2 separate regions of the Homo sapiens genome follow, and region 2 is linked to region 1. A link is a loop called in an ENCODE intact Hi-C map of the cell type or tissue named here. Cell type or tissue: PC-3. All regions are shown on one strand.

Region 1 (5,000 bases):
ATACATGAAAGATACCTCAGTTCTAAAAAATATAAACAAAAGCAAAACAGTACTACATGGATCCTGTCATCTACTTGGCCTACTCATAATCTTTCCTATTTGCCATATTTGAGGCAAAAAATACATATTGCTTTCTTTTGTTTCCCACTGAGATATCCTCCTAGCCTTAGGCTTGCAACCCATGGTCCATACAACAGCCAAAGTAGTCACATATCACATCACATGAACTTCTTCTTAAAAATCTTTACTGGTTTTGATTTAGAAATTGAGCTCATCCTCCTATACCCCCGGTCTCTGATAACCTCTCACTCACTAAACTATAGCTATACCATTCTTTCCTCTTTAAGGTGTGTTTTCCAGTAAATGTTCTCGTTTGCTTGTAAACGAGTGGCTGTTCTTTCGTTTTTTAGTTTCTGCCTTAGGATCTTTGCATTTGTTGTTTATGCTGCCTAAAATGTTCTTCCACAAAATTTTGAATGTGTTTACTTGTTAACATGCACCTTACTTGGTAAATGTTCTTGTTTACCTGCAAACAAGTGCTCAGAACAATACTCAGCACATAGCAGGTACTCATTTTAACAAACACTATTCTTCCTTATAGAACAGCCTCATTCATACGTGGCTTTACTCATGGCCTCTTCAGTAATTTAATCCATAACTTTACATGGGTAGATCTCATTGTCCAGTGTCTCATTCTTTCCGTGTTTCTTGATTCTAATTTAAAGTGAGTCTGTATTGCATCTTGTTTTCATTTGGGCAGAATATTTGGCACCAAGGCCTATCATAGGTCACTAGCTAGGTGAAACAATAAATAGAAAATATACATCACAGTCATATTTAAGTTGACAGGTCTTTCAGTATAAAACAACCAGTGTAAACCAAGAATCTTCACTGCAAAGAACTTTATGAATTAATGCATTATGAATTAACACAATTTAGCTCAAGCTTATCTTTAGTCCTAATATGTCTACTCTGTAAATTAAGGCACACCTTAACTATATAGTTATTACTGCCCTAAGCAGAAGTTTTCAAAGCCCTTTATAAATATCTTGCTTCTGGATGAAACTGATGATAGTGTGGCCATTCTCCTGTACAATTACTTTTTCCCACTTGACAAGAAAATAGGTTGTGTGGTTTTTACTTTAGCACATTTTCGACACTTTTGCTGGAAGGTAAAACATTGTGCCTAGCCCATTCATCAAGTCAGTCTCATGAAGAAAGGGAATGTACTAGAATAAAAGAGACTTTGTTCAAGGAGGCAATTGGATGTACAAGTCTAGAGGTCAGTAGAGAGAAGTGGGCTGGGATAGGCACTTGGGAAGCTTCATCATAGAGATAACATTGGGAGGTGACAGAATGAATGGCACTATGTAGGGAAATGTTGAGGGGAAAAAAAAAAGAAAACAAGTGGTCCTATGATTTCTGACATCTGCAGGTGGAGTCGAGGACAAGAATCTCCCCCTCCAAATAGACTAAAAAGCAGTGCAAAGAAAAACATGAAGGAGTATGGAAGCAAATGAGTCAAGGAAAGATCCTGTTTTAAGAAGAAAAACACAGTAATCTTTGTCACATAATACTGAGAGTTTAGGACCAAAATAGTGTGTTAGTTGGTAAAGAAGAGTCAAATTTACTGGATAAAACTATTTTCTTTGTCATAGTTAGGATAAGCCAGATGTAGAAGGTTAAAGAGTCAGTGGGATGTAAGGAAGTAGATTTTTTTAAAGGACTGAACAAAACAACACAACAAAAATGTGAATTGATATGGAAAACAGCTAATGTATCCGTGATCTTTGAAAACACGCATTAATTAGCCATGGCATTTACTGTTTAGTAAAGAAACACATGTATCCCTTTGGATTGATGTTTTAAAATTGTCTAGAGACTAGACAAATTAATTTTATTTTTTAACTTATTAAAGGCAAATAACTTTGTATTAGGTACATGTGATTGTATTTCGTTTGTAACATTTGTAATCTTTTTAAAAAATCATCCATGCCTTAACTCAATAACTATATAATATCTTTAGTCTTTGGTTTGTACTCAGCATGTGCATAATGCTTTTAAATTTACCCCAATATTGAGTCCAATGACTACCTTTAGGAAGATATAGGAATTATTAATGTATAAATAATTAATTAAGATATTTACTGCATTCATTAAAACATATCAGTGGGAATTCCTTGTGAGAGTTTTTTTATTAAAGAAAAATACTATTCTCAGGGGATACATAAACATTATGATTAATTTAATTCCAAAATCTCATTTAAGCTAATATTTTCCATCTTTACCATTACAAAACATGTTACACGCTATTACAAATATCCAAATTGTTTGTTTTGGTTTAATCTAATAATGTAAAACATATTAAAGCACTTTAACTGTAAACATTTACCTAAGTAATGGCTACTTCTGCCATCTGGTGGCAGAATTAAAAGTTATATTCATAATTCTTATCAAGCCTGTAAACCAGGCCTCACTAAGCAATTCTAAAATAATCTCCCACATTGCAAGTATCATCTTTCACTTGAAAAACTTAAACATTTACAGGTGTTTTTGTTTTTGTTTTAGTGGGATGATGCTCTCTAGTATTTATTGGAACATTGATATGTGTGTGCTGAGCACATTAATAATGTTGCATGCTGACAAAGAAACCATCAATTTTATATCAGCAATCAAGTTATACATAAAACCTAATAATAATTTTATCCATATATGCTACATATAAAGCGATTTCCAGCATATCTAATTTTCAAGAATTAATAACCATTATATCTAAAGTAAGCTTTTAAAAGGAATGACGTTTTACTATACAACCTGGTATTTATAATTTGCTACACTGCCTACAACTTGGCTTTTTACCATGCCTTAGGCATTATAACAACCATTGCTATATGAAAATATTTTAAAATTTAAAAATAGTTTGAACTCTGAGCAAGTTTATTTGCATTATAGACATTTTACTGTATTTTTATATTGGGATCTTCTCTTTAAGAAATTTGAAAGGTTATGTGTAATTATGTGTCAGAGAATCACAGAATGGAGGAGTTGGAAGGGCTCTCAGACATCAGAAGGTTTGTTTCTCTGCCCAAAAGATGAATATTTTCTACACTATTATTATAAGTGGTTATCCAGCTCTGCTTATATAATTTCAATAATAGGAAAACTCTGCTACAGTTTCGACAACACCCCTCCTCAGATAACTCTTCTAAAAACCTAAAAGGTACTTCCCTGTATCTTATCTCTATTGGCCTTGGTTGGTTCTCTGAAGCCCTGTCAAATAAATTCATATTCTTCACTATTTGAAGACAGTTGCCATGTTTTCACCGCCCACATATTCTTTCCTTTAGGGTAGACATACCTAGTATTCTATTCCTCACATGCCACATCAGTTTCTCCACCAATCTGGTCTTTCTCTCTTTTTCTCCCAGTTTGAAAATATAGACCCCAAGACTGGCCTCTCCTTTCTTGGTGTCATCTGACAATCAAATCAAACTGCTGGTGTTTACCTGGGAGCCCTTTCTATGTGTGCTCTTCTTCTTTCATATCAGACAACTCTGATTAAAGGGAGAAGCCCCAGGTCAGGAAGTAGAATTCTGAGCTTGAGTTCCAACTCCATTACTTATTAGCTCTGTGGCCATAAATACATTTGACAATCTCTTTGACATTTATACTCCTCAACAGTAACATTGGTATTATAATATGTAATGAGCTACAGCCCATTAGCTACATTACAGCCAGCTAAAATTTCCAATAAGCCATTCTCATTATGTTCTTCCCTTCTTAAAGTCTTTGAATGGCTTCCGTTGCTCTGAGGATGAAGATAACGCTTCTTAGTTTGGCTTAAGAGGCACGACGTGAATTGGCCTCCAGCATCCTATCTGGCCTCATCACGTGTCAAATTTCCCAGAGCTCTCTCCTTTCAGGCACATCCGTCTTCTCTTGGTTTCTTATTCTCACCATCCCGCACAGGGCTTATGCTTCTGTGCTTCCTGTCTCGTAATCTTAGTTAGTTAGTTAGTTAGTTAGTTAGTTAGTTAGTTAGTTAGTTAGTTGAGACGGAGTCTCGCTCTGTCGCCCAAGCTGGACTGCAGTGGCGCGATCTCGGCTCACTGCAAGCTCCGCCTCCAGGGTTCACGCCATTCTCCTGCCTCAGCCTCCCGGGTAGCTGGGACTACAGGCGCCTGCCACCACGCCCAACTAATTTTTTGTATTTTTAGTAGAGACAGGGTTTCACCGTGTTAGCCAGGACGGTCTCGATCTCTTGACCTTGTGATCTGCCCGCCTCGGCCTCCCAAAGTGCTGGGATTACAGGCGCCAGCCACAGTGCCCGGCCCTTATAATGTTCTTTAGTAGCCCTCCTTCCTTACTTACCCCTTGCCCATCCTTAGTCAGAGATAAAGAATTATTTCCTAAGAGAATCTTCTGCCTACCTCCCCAACCAAGTTAAAATCACCTAAGGCATGGGTTTGTGGCACCATGTACTTCCTTCCACTCATTCGGCTTCTTTTGTTTGTGTAATTACTTGACTATGTCTGAGTCCTCTAGCAGATTTTAAATTGTATGAGGGCCAAGACCTCATCTGTTTTTTTGTGCCCAATTTTCCCCTAGTACGTGGCCCACTACTTGATCTATAATAGGTCATCAATAAACATTTATATCATATAAATTGTAATTCAATACTGACAAAGAAACTAAAAATTAAGAGTTGGAGAGGCTGGAAAGAGGAAAAGCCCAGGGATATGAATTTAGTATTTAGCAGTGGATCTCCCCTCAAGGAATTTTCTAATTCTGAGATGCAAAGGATCAAAGCTAAAAAGTTAGAGACTCAAGGCCTGTGCCATGAAGTCTGGCTGATTTGTTTGTTTATTTTTGTATATACTGAGGTGGGAGGATCCCTGGAGCCCAGGAGTTTGAGGCTGCAGTGAGCTAGGATGGCACCACCGTGCTCCAGCCTGGGTGACAGAGCGAGATCCTTCCTCTAAATATATACATACATAATA
Region 2 (5,000 bases), 500 kb before region 1:
CCCTAACTTGAATGCTTTGTTAGCAGATCTCTCTCAATAGAAATGAGCTTAGATAATCTGCTTCAAAAAAAGCAAGAAAGGGAAAGTCCATTCAGAAATAGAGTACTAATTATATTACACTGTATGAGACTTTTTGCTTAGAATATCTAAATGATACTTCAGAAAAATAATTATAAATCACTGTTGTATTCTAAGGATAGACTCCTGCAAAAGCCAAAAAAATAACCCAATGCCTTGTGCTCCCCATACATAAGGTGATAAAAGATTATTAGTGTGAATGATCAACTTCCCATAAATCAAATCAACACAGCTCAGCAGGTTAGGGCACATGGAGGTCGATACATTGGTTTCTGTTTGTGAGAAGTGAGCATTTAGAGGATGATTAATCTGCTCTGGAATGTGCTAGACCTATACTAAATAATATACCAAGAACCCTATACACACAGCTCAAAGTCAGGTCCATGTACACCTTGAGAATATGAGCAAATTTACCCAGGATGAAAATTACTTTTTCCATAGCCATTGATGTTCAAATGATAAAAAGGATATAATGAGTTATCTTTACTCTGCATGAAACTAAAGTATACTTTGGTGCAGCAGGTACATTTACCAAGTGGTATTCAAGTGCATAAACTGAGAGATAATACAGCTCTAAAAATTACTAACTCACCCTGGGAGGGTTTTTCTTTTGTTTTTAATTTGGAAGACTCTGATATATAATTTTCAGTTTGAATTTAGAAGATTTATCATAACTGTTAAAAGATATGATTCATATCATTAAACACGATCATTTTCATCACAAAGGAAATGATTCACACACTAAAACCCATGTAAAATATTTTTTCTTTCTTTGAATAATTCCTCTTATTAGTGTGGAGATACTTTTATGCTTATAAATTTACAATTTTTCATTTTCAAATATACGCTGTCAGTATTAACTCATTTCATTTGATAAAGGTTTTTATTTTATTACTTCAAATAAAAAAAGAGTAAGGGTGTATGAGGGTGGGATCCACATCACTGACTCTAAGTATGCTATGTAGAGTGGGGCATACATTTCAGCCACAAAAGAGAGAGATTATCATTATTTCCTGGAGGAAATCACATTTTAAACTTAACTAACTAAAGGGAAACATTTAGAAAGTAAATTAGTTTTTTTCCCCAGACAGTTGACTAGAGATGTTGGATGCCATTTCTCCTCAGAAAGAAGATCAAATTTGCAGGTGAATAATCATGACCCAAGTGGAACTGAGGAAAGTGTGCTGAAACCTGTTGGAGAACCCATACAAAGAAGTTGGGATGCAGAAAAGGAAGGCAGCCAGAATCTGGCAGAGATTGACCCCAGAGGAAGTTAGAGTCCTGACAAAAGGTTACAATAGGGGGATCTCTTGCTCCTCTCACCTGTGTGACAGACTACTAACAGCCAAACTGTCGGGGTTCCCCTATCAATCAACCCAGAACAATGCTGTTTGTTGGTGGCAATTTGGGAACTTCCAGCAGGCACAGCACGAGGCAGCCATTTCCTCCATGTGTGCTCACACTCACACCAAACTCAGACTCAGGTGGCAGGGACCACACTGTTTGTGTATCTGTTATGGGTCATTAACCTACCCAGGGAACCTCAAAACCCACGGTGACTTTGGCAACTACAGAGGTCCATCAGGTCCCTGGGGAGCTGTGGGATCCCTAGAGGTATAGTCCTTCGAGTGTGCTGACCCTAGAGAGAGGGAGAGAGGGGGAATGCAGACTGCCAAAGCGCTCCTCGGAACAGAGGAAATGCAGGTAACAGTGCTGATCTCCAAAGGGGGCACTGTTCTGCCCTAGTGGATAGGTGACCCTAGTGGCCAGAAATGGATCTCCCACTGTCCCGTACACTGCTGCAGAGGTAGCCAAGGCCTTTCCTGTTGGAGGTTGCCGTAAGTGTCCTCCTTCCAGCATTTTTTGGGATAGCTGTGTCCTCAGTGAAGGTGTGCCCACTGCTTAGGCTTGTACATAGAACGGGGCTAATTTCTGCCTTTCTACACAGAGTGGCAGCATCACTGCAAAACAGTGTAAACCAACTAACTGCAGAGTCATCTGTTTGGTGTTGGGGGAAGAGGTTCTGCTGAAAGGTCATTTCATCAGTAGCCACCAGACAGGCATTTCTCACAGACCTAAGTTGCATTGTGGCCTGGAGATAAAGGACAGTGACTATCTGAACTGAAGGCCATGAACCCTGAGATAGGGGCATGATATGGAAGTGGATCATATTCCTGACTTCCCAGGATGGGGAGCTGGTGCAGCCCTCTCTTTACCACCCTGGAAACCTCAGTGCATCCCACCACAAACTCCCTCCATGAGCTTCATTAGGGCAGGTGCTTCCACACATCATCTCAATATCCAAAGGGAAACTGGCTCTGGCACCACCTACTGGAGACCAAACTTCACCAAAAACAAAACAAAAACCAAAACAAAACAAAAAGTGGCTGACAGAAGGACACAGTGCTAGGGAGGACATCAGCTACCTGAGATCCCTGTATTCCTGGCCTCCTAGAAGAGAGTGAATTGGCTCATATGCCCAATGTATAGCTACAACAAGCAGAATTTGAGAAAGCCACCACACAAAAGCTATCTATAACCAATGAATTCATACAGAGCCTCGGTTGTCTAAAAGCACCCAGAAGCCAAATGATCATACAAAATATGTACTACAGTCACACCTTCAAGGGAGGAAAAAATAAATATAAAGTCCCTTGCAAACAATAGCAATTTCAAAAAAAAAAAAAGAAAGAAAGAAAATGACGGTTTCTTTAGAAGAGAAGGAATCAGCTCAGTAACTCCAGCAGTGTAAAAAGAGTGCTTTGACACCTCCAAAAGATCACACTACTTCTATGGCAATGGATCCTCAATAGAATGAAAATTTGAAAATGACAGATAAAAAATTAGAAATATAGACTATAAGGAAGCTCAATGAGATCCAAGAGAAAGTTGAAAACCAACAAAAAATAAACCAGCCAACATCACCTCTAGTGCAACAGCACAGTCTCCAGCAGGACACCCCACAACCTGCTGTCCCAGCTGCTGCCTTGCCTCTACCACTGTGGTGAATGCTCTCAGGGAGGTAGGAACCCCTGTATCCACTTGCACTTTGCTGCAGCTGCCACACTTTGGTTCCCCCGGCAAAGTGAACTCCAAACCTCAAGGTTCAAACCAGAGAACAAAGTTGGGGCCCAATAGAAGTCCCCCAGAATTATAGTACACAGTCCAAAGGTTGAGAGCTGAGTGTTGGCCCCCTAAAATCTCCCAGAAATGAAGCTAGTCAGCTGACTCCACCTTATAACACAATCAAACCCTCATGGTCATCAAATAGGATAAAAGAAAAAAAAAACCTATCCAAAGGTCAGCAACCTCAAAGATTGAAGGTAGATAGGCCCACAAACATGAGAAAGAATCAGCACAAGAATACTAAAAACTCAAAAAGTCAGAGTACCTTCTTTTCTCCAAATGATTGCATCACCTCTTCAGAGAGGGTTTAAAGCCAGGCTGAGGCTGAGATGGCTGAAATGACAGAAGTAGAATTTAGAATTTGAATGGAAAGGAAGTACACTGAGCTATAGGAGTACATTGTAACCCAGTGCGAGGAAGCTAAAAATAATGATAAAACATTATGGGAGATGACAGACAAAATGACCAGTATAGAGAAGAACATAGCCACCCTGACAGAACTTAAAAACAAGAATTTCATAATGCAATTACAAAAGTATTAATAGCAGAATAGGCCAAGTGGAGTAAAGAATCTCAAAGCTTGAAGCCTGGCTTTCTTAAATAAGACAGGTAGAGAAGACTAGAGAAAAAAAGAATGAAAAGGAATGAACAAAACCTCTGAGACATATGGGATTATGTAAATAGACCAAATGTACAATGTCTTGGTGTACCTGAAAGAGATGGGGAGAATGAAACCAATTGGGAAAACATATTTCAGGATATCATCCATGAGGATTTCCTCAACCTAGCTAGACAGGGCAACACTTAAATTCAGGAAACGCAGAGAACCTCAGTAAGACACTCCACAAGAAGATCATCCCCAAGACATATAATCTTCATATGCTCCAAGGTCAAAATAAAAAAACAAAATGTTAAAGGCAGCTGGAGGGAAAGTCCACATCACCTACAAAGAGAAGCCCCTGACTAATAATGGACATCTCAGCTGAAACTCTACAAGCCAGAAGAGAATGGGGGCCAATATTCAACATTCTTAAAAAAAAAAGAATTTCCAAACCAGAATTTTATATCTGGCCAAACTAAGCTTCATAAGCAAAGGAGAAATAACATCCTCTTCAGACAAGCAAATGCTGAGGGAATTGTTACCACCAGACCTGCCCTACAAAAGCACCTAAAGGAAGCATTAAAGATGGATAGAAAAGATTGTTACCAGCCACTACAAATACACACTTAAGTACACAGACCAGTGACACTATAAAGCAACCACATAAACAAATCTGCAAAATAATCATCTAACACCATAATGAGAGTCAAATCCACACATACCAATACTAACCTTAAATGTAAATGGACTAAATGCCCTAATTAAAAGACATAGAGTGGCAAGCTGGATAAAGAGCCAAGACCCAATGGTATTCTGTCTTCAATAGATCCGTCTCACATGCAGTGACCCAAATAGGCTCAAAATAAAGGGATAGAGAAAAACCTACCAAGAAAATGGAAAACAGACAAAAGGAGGAGTTGCAATCCTAATTTTAGACAAAACAGACTTTAAACCAACAAAGATCAAAAAGGACACAGAAGGGCATTACATAATGGTAAAGGGTTAAACTCAACAAGAAGAGCTAACTATCCTAAATATATATGCACCCAACACAGGAGGACCCAGATTCATAAAGCACATTCTTAGGGACCTTCAATGAGACATAGACTCCCATACAGTAATAGTGGGAGACATCAATACCCCATTGATGATATTAGACAGATAATTGAGACAGAAAATTAACAAAGATATTCAG

What was found. A loop is a pair of places that touch in the nucleus more often than their neighbours do. Peaks named below come from ENCODE experiments on the same cell type or tissue, not always from the same donor. Only the 100,000 strongest peaks of a DNase experiment are listed, where the experiment ranks them.
Region 2: a loop joins it to region 1, with 4 times the contacts of the local background. A loop is called at or near these places in 2 of 110 quality-filtered maps.

Annotation. Positions count from the first base shown.
Region 1 is chr2:213,803,735-213,808,734 of GRCh38, reverse strand. All of the region lies in intron 10 of SPAG16 (sperm associated antigen 16), which reads right to left. Among named protein-coding and RNA genes, the nearest start is that of MIR4438, 48 kb to the right of the region's middle. In PC-3, a CTCF peak has its summit at 2,408 (motif pointing left); no DNase peak of the experiment used is centred here.
Region 2 is chr2:214,307,931-214,312,930 of GRCh38, reverse strand. The region is part of intron 15 of SPAG16 (sperm associated antigen 16); the gene reads right to left. Among named protein-coding and RNA genes, the nearest start is that of VWC2L, 100 kb to the left of the region's middle. In PC-3, CTCF peaks have their summits at 1,791 and 2,413 (motif pointing left); a DNase peak (open chromatin) is centred at 380; H3K4me3 peaks cover 723 bases; H3K27ac peaks cover 1,525 bases.